Regions from separate parts of the Homo sapiens genome. Here region 1 is linked to region 2. Evidence: chromatin contacts called from ENCODE Hi-C or POLR2A ChIA-PET data. All regions are on one chromosome and are shown on one strand. The core of a region is the stretch at or near the end of the contact, and the rest is flanking DNA. Distances in the headings are between cores, read along the strand shown.

What was found. A loop is a pair of places that touch in the nucleus more often than their neighbours do. ChIA-PET counts read pairs that join two places held with the same protein, here RNA polymerase II (POLR2A). Pooled maps may share reads with other maps.
Region 1: a map of Calu3 shows a loop between it and region 2 (10-fold over the local background). The contact joins two enhancer-like sites. A Hi-C loop is called at or near these places in 2 of 168 maps with a recorded cell type or tissue (Calu3 and heart right ventricle) and 6 of 50 pooled maps. POLR2A ChIA-PET finds 5 or more read pairs at or near these places in 2 of 52 experiments (OCI-LY7 and SK-N-SH).

The regions. Positions count from the first base shown.
Region 1 is chr21:25,933,764-25,938,629 of GRCh38, reverse strand. All of the region lies in intron 13 of APP (amyloid beta precursor protein), which reads left to right. Among named protein-coding and RNA genes, the nearest start is that of GABPA, 200 kb to the right of the region's middle. Within about 2 kb of position 3,614, at least 22 of the 41 ENCODE cell types and tissues checked have a DNase peak (open chromatin) inside an H3K27ac peak, as active enhancers do.
Region 2 is chr21:25,885,702-25,890,826 of GRCh38, reverse strand. The region is part of intron 17 of APP (amyloid beta precursor protein); the gene reads left to right. Among named protein-coding and RNA genes, the nearest start is that of GABPA, 150 kb to the right of the region's middle. Within about 2 kb of position 3,411, at least 4 of the 41 ENCODE cell types and tissues checked have a DNase peak (open chromatin) inside an H3K27ac peak, as active enhancers do.

The DNA of each region.
Region 1 (4,866 bases), core at 2,365-4,864, 48 kb before region 2:
GTTAAAAATACAGATTCTTGGGCTCTACCTCAGACCTACAGAGATCTGCATTTTTCTTATTCCCCCAGGTGATCCTTTAAACATTCAGAGGTTTTTAAAACTCATGCTTATATGCAATAACAAAAATATAAGGATTCTTAGAAACTTGTTATATTTGTCTTGAACATGGGATGACAGACATTGTCATTTTCATTGAAAAAAAAAATGAAGCAGAGACTCAGAATGTATTTAGAGACAACTCTAAATACATTCTGGCAGAGCCTAACTACTGGATTGCAGAGATCCTCCCTGCTTCCCCCAGTCCCCATCTATAAACTGGCCATGTGAATTTCTAGTGGTGTTCACTTCCAAAGTGGTGATTTTATAAAATATTACAATGAAGCATTATTAACCTCAAGAAGTTCAGATGCATAGAGAGTTTATTTGGGTGTGGCAGCATTAGTGGCTAGGTTTTATTTATCCAAGATAAGACTTCTTATTAGCTATGAAAAGGGATTGGCATAAACTGCTTATTAATGTCCATTAACTGTATCTAAAGGGAATAAACAGTATAAAAGGCCAGGCATGGTGGCTCACACCTGTAATCCTAGCCCTATGGGAGGCTGAGGCAGGAGGATCATTTGAGCCCAGGAGTTTAAGACCAGCCTGGGCAACATGGGGAGACCCTGTTTCTACAAAAAGTCAAAAAAATAATAAGCTGGGTTTAGGGGTACACACCTGTAATCCCAGCTAGTCAGGAGGCTGTGGTTGGAGGATCACTTGAGCCCAGGAGTTGGAGGTTGCAGTGAGGCCTGGCGGCACCACTACACTCCAGGCTGGGTGACAGAGGGACGACCTTATCTCAAAACAAACAAAAACAAAAAACTGTATAAGCATAAGATGGGCTTGAGTCACAAAATTCTGCCTTTCATAACTTTCCCCCATTTGCTGTTTGATTTGCTGTTTCAGAAATTGTGAACCTACTTCTCTACTTATAGAACATTTACCTCCCTCTTAGATTCTTCCCTTTCTATCATTGATACTGACATTCTGCTTAAAGAATTATCCATTTAGGCTCTCTTCAAATCCAAAGTGATATTATTTTATTTTAATAAGAGATGAAAGGGAAAATTGACAAAATGTGCCTGGAGTTGTCAGCATTGTAAATGATGGACTGTAAAAGCTTCGTCTTGGAAGATTGTCAGAGAGCCTAGTGCCAGCTCAAAAAGTGTGGTCTTTTTAGAGAATTGACAGAAATGTTACAAAGAAAACATGTGCTGAATACCAACTCCAGGTGCGAATCCTGAGAAGCAACTCACTCTATTCTGCAGTAGGAGATGAATTTTGCAGGTTATACAGCAGAGCAATTTAAACTCCCTTGTTTCTTAAAGTATATCCTATAGTGACTTGGGATGGAAGTCATATACTATCCCCTTTTTTGTTCCTTCAAAGTAAATACACCACAGAGCTGGAGATGTCCCAGACACAGGGGGAAGCTGTTTGGATTTTTCCCACTGCCTGTAATGAAGCAAGATAGGGAGGAAGAACTTGGGAACTTGCGTGGCAAATGGTCAAGTAAAGAAAAAGAAAAGCTTTTTCTTTACTTGACCATTTGTCACATGTGCTTTCAAATCCTGAACTGAGTCACATCTGAAATAAATCACTTCCTTGTCATTTCCATGAAAGGGGCAGTACAAGAAATTCCTTGCACATCCCTGGTGAGCCCCTTGTTACTCTCAGATTCAGCTATTGCCTTCAGGAAAAAAAGAAAAAGAAGCCGAAGAAAGAAAGAAAACAGAATCCTCTAGAAAAAGCTATTCTGACCTGTGCTCTTTCTTTTGTCTGAGTGTGACTAGATAAATGCATTAGTCTGCTAGGGCTGCCATAACAAAATACCAAAATACCACAGACTGAATCCTTCAACAACAGAAATTATTTTTCTCATGCTTCTGGAGGCTGGAAGTCCAAGATCAAGGTACCAGCAGGTCGGTTTCTGAGGAGGCCTCTCTTCCTTGATTTACAAATGGCCACCTACGCATCATGTCCTCACATGGTCTTTCTCAGAGAGAAAGAGAGGTGTCTCTTCCTCTTCTTCTTTTGTTTTGTTGAGACAGAGTTTCGCTCTTGTTGCCCAGGCTGGAGTGCAATGGCACGATCTTGGCTCACTGCAACCTCCACCTCCTGGGTTCAAGCGATTCTCGTGCCTCAGCCTCCCGAGTAGCTGAGATTACAGGCATGCCTGGCTAATTTTGTATTTTTAGTAGAGACAGGGTTTCTCCATGTTGGTCAGGCTGGTCTCGAACTCTCGACCTCAGGTGATCCACCTGCCTTGCCCTCCCAAAGTTCTGGGATTACAGGCGTGAGCCCCGCACCCGGCCTCCTCCTTTTCTTATAAGGACACCTGTCCTATTGGATCAGAGTCACACCCCCATGACCTCATTTAACCTTAATTATCTCTTTAAAGGTCTGATCTCCAAAGGTCCCTTGAGGGTTAGGGCTTTGATACATGAATTTTCAGGGGCACACAGTTCGATCCATAGCAGTTGGCTTATTCATACTTTGGGTAGATCCTCTTCATCGTTCCTCAGCTACTGTCTATTTAGTGCACAGCTTCTTTATCCTAAAGCTAGTCAGGGGAGGCATGGAAGGTATTATTTCTCCTGTTTCTGCACCTAAGGCATTAAAACGAGGTTGTGGTCTGGCAGCCTAAACTCGGCCTTGATGAACTTCAAATCCTAGACCTCCTTGGTATGTGAAGTGCATACACTTGTATGGAGGGATTTGACAGGTTTTTTTTTTTTTTTTTTTTTTGAGACAGAGTCTCACTCTGTTGCCCAGGCTGGAATGCAGTGGCACGATCTCGGCTCACTACAGCCTCCGCCTCCCGGTTTCAAATGATTCTCCTGCCTCAGCCTCCTGAGTAGCTGGGATTATAGGCGCGCACCACCACACCCAGCTAATTTTTGTATTTTTAGTAGAGACGGGGTTTCAGTATGTTGATCGGGCTGGTCTCGAATTCCTGACCTTGTAATCCACTCGCCTCGGCCTCGCAAAGTGTTGGGATTACAGGTGTGAGCCACCGCGCCCAGCCCAGATTTTTTTAAATTAGTTTTTAGTGTATCCACACTGTTAAAGCAGGTGGATACTGCTGGATAGTATAACAAAGTATAGTGTGACAAACCCATAACCAAGCATTGTTAGCTATATTTTCTCATGTCTTGAGCCAAAAGGTCACAGTTAACCTAATGTTGCTACTAAACACTCATACCATAAAACATTCTATTCCAGTCTTCCAGATTTTACACAAGAATAAAATGAAAACTTTTAGACTACTGGAGATTTTTTTTTAAATACACAATTTGTTGAATGTGAACGCTAAATTGAAATTGACATGCTAAGTTTTATAGATTACTTCAGCTGCCCTGACTTCAGTAAATTTAGTTGTGACACAGGTACAACAGCTGACTTCTTTCTGGCATTAGAGGTGGTGATGTTTCGTCACTCTGGAGTTAGTAAAACCTGAAACCCGCCAGGCATTTGACACACAGTTTGCTGCCAGGGACAGCTCAGCTTCTGGCTTATTGGAGAGGAAATGACCTAACCTCTGTGTTTACAAAGTGTTTGAAACTGAGGCCCTTCCACTTCCTTGCTGAGTGTAAGGGTTGACCTGGCATCCAAAATCCCCATGATCTTCTCAGGATAAGTCATGCAGCCATTGGTGGTCAAGAAAGGATTTGTTCCCTGTGGAAGGGCATTGGAAGAGGAACAGAGCTGAAACACACGGGTGTTCAGAGGGAAAACATCTCTGCACTTAAGAGGGCTAGATTAGACTATTAGACTATTATCATAGAGCTCGTGATTCATCTCCTTTGTTTAATTCCAGCCTTGAGTAAAGGACTCACTAAGAAACCACATTCGGCCGGGTGTTGTGGCTCACGCCTGTAATCCCAACACTTTGGGAGACCGAGGCAGATGGATCACAAGGTCAGGAGTTCAAGACCAGCCTGGCCAATATGGTGAAACCCCGTCTCAACTAAAAATACAAAAATTAGTCGGGGATGGTTGCGGGCGCCTGTAGTCTCAGCTACTCGGGAGGCTGAGGCAGGAGAATTGCTTGAACCTGGGAGGAAGAGGTTACAGTGAGCCGAGATCACGCTACTGCATTCCAGCCTGGTGACTGGAGCGAGACTCCATCTCAAAAAAAAAGAAACCACATTCTATTCCAGTATATTTATTATAACCAGAAATTCTTGTCTTATCAGCAAATAGCTAATATTCACTTACATGGGCAGTGTATTAGATTCCTAGGGCTGCTGGAACCAGTTACCACAAACCGCATGGCCGAAACCAACAGAAATATACTCTCATTATCTCATTATTCTAGAGGTTAGAAGTCCTAAAGCAAGGTGTTGCCAGGGCCACACTGCCTCTTACAGCTCTAGGGGAGAATCTGTTTCATGCCTTTCGCTTGCTCTAGTGCTGCTGCCAGCCCTTGATATTCCTTTGGTTGGTACATGCACCCCTCCAATCTCCACCTCTGTCTTCACATGGTGTTACTCCCCATGTCTCTGTTTCTGTGTCTTCTCTAATATGATTAAGGGCCCACCCTTCTCCATTGTGACCTCATCTTATATCTGCAAAGACCCTGTTTCCAAGTAAGGCTGTATTCTTAGGTGTAGGCATTAGGACTTCAACATATATTTTGGGGGAAAATTCAACCCATAATGCGGTTATGTTTTTATTTTCCTTGACTTTTAAGAATGTGAACTATTGTCAAATTTTTTCAACCACTATCAAATTTAAATCTAAGAACTACATGTCTTAAATTTATGACCTCTTCATTAAAAAAAAAATAATAACATTTAATTGGTACCAAAACGTGAAAGA
Region 2 (5,125 bases), core at 2,162-4,661:
GATGAGGGAACTGAGGCCGAGACAGAAGGGTTCAAATTATGCAAGGTCAAGCTCAGAGTCCAGATTTCCCCTCATATTCCCCATTGCTTTTTTTTTTTTTTTTTGAGACAGTCTCGCGCTGTTGCCCAGGCTGGATCTTGGCTCACTGCAACCTCTGCCTCCTGGGTTCAAGCAATTCTCTTGTCTCAGCTTCCTGAGTAGCTGGGACTATGGGCACACGCCACCATGCCCGGCTAATTTTTGTTTTTAGTAGAGACAGGGTTTCACCATATTGGTCAGGCTGGTCTCGAACTCCTGACCTCAGGTGATCCACCCGCCTTGGCTTCCCAAAGTGCTGGGATTACAGGCGTGAGCCACCGCGTCTGGCCCCCATTGCTTTTTCCATCAGAGAAAAGTCCAGGTGTTTCTAGGGAGTTGAAGATTCCACTATCCCCAAGGAAATGGGCTCTAAACCATTCTTGATTAGAAGAGGACAGGCAGAGTTTAAATAAATGAAATTTGTGGTGAAGCCAGAAATTTCATTTTGCTCAGCAATTAAAACCTCTGCAGACTACAACAGAAGCTGCTGATGGAAATTGGGGTGGAGCCTCATTTCCCCATTCATACTGACGTGGATGAGCAGTGTGAGGAAGGAAACCAAGAGAACAGCAGGCAGCAGGGTGGAAAGGAACGGACTGACCCATAGATCAGAGTGTGAGCACATAAAAGCAATGACCCCACTGTCATGTTTGGCCATTGCACCTTTTGTGATAGTATCTAAGCTTATGTCCCTCAAAACAGTGTAAGATAGGTTTTCATTAGTATCAGCTTATTTCATTTCTGCTCAAATTAATTTTTAAAAAAATTTAATTCCATATTTGAGCAAATAAAGATGTCTTCATACTTGAGTAATTCAAGACCCCTTTTTTGCTGCTGTTGTTGTTTTGGTTTTTTTCATGGTTTTGTTGTTTTCTTTTGTTGTTGTTGTTTCTTTGTTTTTTGAGATGGAGTCTTGCTCTTTCACCCAGGCTGGAGTGCAGTGGCATGATCTCCGCTCACTGCAACCTCCACCTCCCAGGTTCAAGCGATTCTCCTACCTCACTCTCAGCCTCCTGAGTAACTGGGATTACAGGGGCATACCACCACGCCTGGCTAATTTTTGTATTTTTAGTAGAGACAGGGTTTTGCCATGTTGGCCAGGCTGGTCTTGAATTCCTGGCCTCAAGTGATCCGCCCTCCCCAACCTCCCAAGGTGCTGGGATTACAGGCATGAGCCACCATGCCTGGCCTTCAAGAGCACTTTTTAGTTTATTTAATATAATTCTCTTTGTTGCCGGTCTGTCCGTTGAAGTTGCCTTCTTTGATGCCAGAGGCCAAAGACTTGGCTTCCTCGGGCTTCCATAACAAAGTAACACAGATGGGTGGATTAAGCAACAGAAATTTACCCTCTCACATTTCTGGAGTGTAAGATCAAGGTATCAGCCAGGTTGGTTCCTCCCCAGGCATCTCTCCTTGGTTTGCAGATGCCTGTCTGCTCCCTGTATCTTCACATGACCTTCACTCTGTTTTTCTGCTGTGTCCTAACCTCTTCCTACAAGGACACCAGTCATAGTGGATTAGGATCAACCCTGATGACCTTGTTTAACTTTAATAACCTCTTCGACCCTATCTGCAAATACAGTCACAGGTGGAGGTACTGGCAGCTTAGGACTTCAACATATGAATTCTAGGGGGACACGTTTTAGCCCGTAACAGACCCCAGTGATGCTGAGCATAAAAGCAAGGCCTCCACCTGGAGCTCCTTCCCCTGGCTGTGCGTGAGACCAGGTCCTACCTCAGACCTAAGGAAAAAGAATCCCCAAATAGGAGGCTGCGAATCTGAGTGTTGAAAATTTCCCCAAATGAATGAGATGTGCAGTCGGATTTGAGAATCCCTGACACATCATTTTAACACTCCTTCCTTTTAGTTCTCCGCGCAAGCCTCAGGGAGTGGAAAATGGTATCTCTCACCTCCCAGATAACCGGTTGCCTTTTAAGTGCTCTTCCAGCTGCCTGAATTAAAACGCTCTTTTTTTAGTCAGTTTACCAAGCAGTGTCTCATTGGACTTAAAATGTCAGAGGAGAAGTTGACACTTTGACCCAGATTCTGACATTAATTTTTAAGCCAGGAGGTATCCTTGCAGGAGCAAAATCGGGAAGGATGGCTGTTCAGCTCTTCTCTCCTCATTTTGCTGTCTACTGGAGAGCAACTGGAAGCCTTTCTAGATGAGGGGCTCCACCTCATTCGTGTTTGTTTTGTTTATTTCCTCTCAGCTCCTTCCCCTCAAGACCTTTGTGACTGTCCTTCCTGAAAGCAGCCCTCTGTGCAGCCCCATAGTGTGTCTGTACAGCAATGTTGAAATAGACCACATTCCGCTTTTCTGTCCTCAAAAAAGATGTAGTTTAGCTGGGATGGTAGAACCTGAACACAGGGAGTTGCAACCCAGCCTAGGCATGTTCCCAGGTGAGAGAGCACGGTGGGCTTTCAGAGCACCATTTTTCTTAGCATTCCAGCGTCTGCACCCACAGAAGTGATGCTTCTGCAACATCCTCTTCCTACCTTAACAGGCACTCTCACCCTCAAGTACATGGAAATACCTTTATTTCCGGCTCTGGCTAACCTTCATTAATCAGTAACCCTACTTCAGTAAGAACAAAAATGAGTACATCAATATTTCCAGTTGGACTCACCTCAGTCACTCAGGACAGAATACCATTGTACTTACATACCATCGTGCCTGAAGAAGTCATGATGAAAGCTTTGGTTTCCAGGAGATTTTTTGTTTTTAGAGTGAAAAATGCCCGCAGAAGATCACAGAGATAGGAACCCTAGGAAAAAAACTCCTGAGAACAAATGTATAAATGAAACAAGCCTAGAACAGTCACATACCACTTCACACTGGAGAGAACGTTCTGAGAAATGTGGCATGGGGCGGTTTGATCGCTGTGCAAACATCATAAAGTACATGTACATAAATCTAGATGGTATAGCCTGCTACACACCTGGGCTACACACCTACAACTATTGCTCCTAGGCTCCACACCTGTGCAGCATATTGCTGCACTGAATACTATAGACAGTTGTAACACACTGGCAGGGATTTGCGTATCTAAACAAACTAGAAAAGGTACAGTAAAAAATACGGTATTATGGGGCCACCATCATATGTTTGGTCTGTCGTGGACTAAAATGTCATTATGTGGCCCATAACTGTATTTTTATTGGTAGAGTTGTTAGCATTTGGAAATGAGCACTTGCTAGTTGTTGTTTTTTTTTTTTTTTTTTTTTTTCAAATAAGCAGGAAATATTGACTTACTGAATTTACTTAGCCATAAGGCCAGAGAGTCACTCTGTGAGCCATTGGCCACGCTTTCCCAAGGAGGTAACTGTGCCTTATTGGTGCTTCAAGCAGTGAAGCAATAGCCCTTTATTATTACCACTCCCCAAATGTGCCCTCCATGTCAGAATAGCCCTCTGGTGGCTGGAAATCTCAGCACTAGCTGAATTAACCACCTTGCTCCTGTTTTAGGACGTTCCTGCAAAGCCCACTAATCCCAGGATCTGTTTAGTAGCAAGCGGTACTTTTCTACATTCACATACATAGACACTGGATATTTAAAAATACGTATTGTAGCTCTTTCTGCTACTCTCCCCAGACATGTCACCTTTAATAAGGAGAAGTTGGGGGCACAGCTTCTCTTTATTATAGGATGTGAAAAAGTTTTCCTCTCACAGATCTGATCACTTGAACACCAGAAGTCTCCCCGCCCCCACCTCCTGGTTATCTCATTAATGATCTAAATAAGAAGAGAGTTCCTTTTATTTGGCTTTTATGGAGGTATGGCATATGACTTTTTCTAAGTAATATGCTGTCACACTGGTGACTGTATAAAAAGATGTCCTTAGAGGTCCTTTCTTCCCGGCCAGAAGCTGACCCACCAGGATACAGACGCACTGACGTTGGCATTGTAGAGTAGTTGGAGAGAGTGGTCAGGTTGAATGGAAAGCCACGATAAGGAAAAGTGAGGGGGGGTGCAGAACCTAGGAGTGGCTTACAGTGAGCAGCAGGAAGAGAAATTGGAAGATCAAAGGAAAGCATCAAAAATGATCACAGGCCAGGCGTGGTGGCTCACACCTGTAATCCCAGCATTTGGGGAGGCCAAGGCAGGTGGATCACTTGAGGCTAGGAGTTCGAGTCCAGCCTGGCCAACATGGTGAGACCCTGTCTCTAATAAAAATACAAAAAATTAGCCAGGCGTGGTGGCATGCGCCTGTAGTCGCAGCTACTCAGGAGGCTGAGGCAGGAGAATCGCTTGAACCCAGGAGATGGAGGCTGCAGTGAGCCAAAATCACGCCACTGCACTCCAGCCTGGGTGACAGAGCAAGACTGTCTTAAAAAAAAAAAAAATTATGAAGGGATAGCAAAGGAGTTCCTGAACCTGCCTGAAGAATTGCTTGATGTTGGCCATAAACATAGTCAACTGCCTTCTAGTTATATATAACTATAGAGAGATGGCATCAAAATTAGGAAAACAAGCATCTATACAACTAGGTAGCAGGCAGTTACTGGGAGGTTACGAGGGATAAGTCACTAGCTTGAAAACTTCCTATTTTCTTTGCTTTTATTTTTTTTTTCCGCAGACTTGTGGCTCCTTTGATGTGTCACACTATTGTTGTATTGTTCGCCTTAGTTCCCTTACCCTCCTTTACTCGTCTGGTCCATCTCAATGACAGGATTCTGTCGTTTGGCCTGACTCAGTCCCTTGTATAAAAGGACATCTATTAATCCACATCCTGCTGGTTACTGTACATAATAAAATGTAAACGTGGTGTTTCCTGCCTCTCCTCCAAGCTCACACACCCGCATGTAAATACTCTAGGGGCAATAGGAGGAGACCTAGAAACTAAGGTCACCCAAATAGAATCTTGTCCCTGCAGGCGGATAGCTGAGCTCTAAATTACTCTGGATACAGTGAAGGACTAAATGGTTCCAATGAATCAAGTTCAGGGAGAAAAGGGTCAGGGGGTATGGAGGTTAGCCAAAGAGTGTCAAACGTTCTCCTCAAAGCTATTTTAGAACAAGGCTGGTCAGGCTATTTGGGCTCA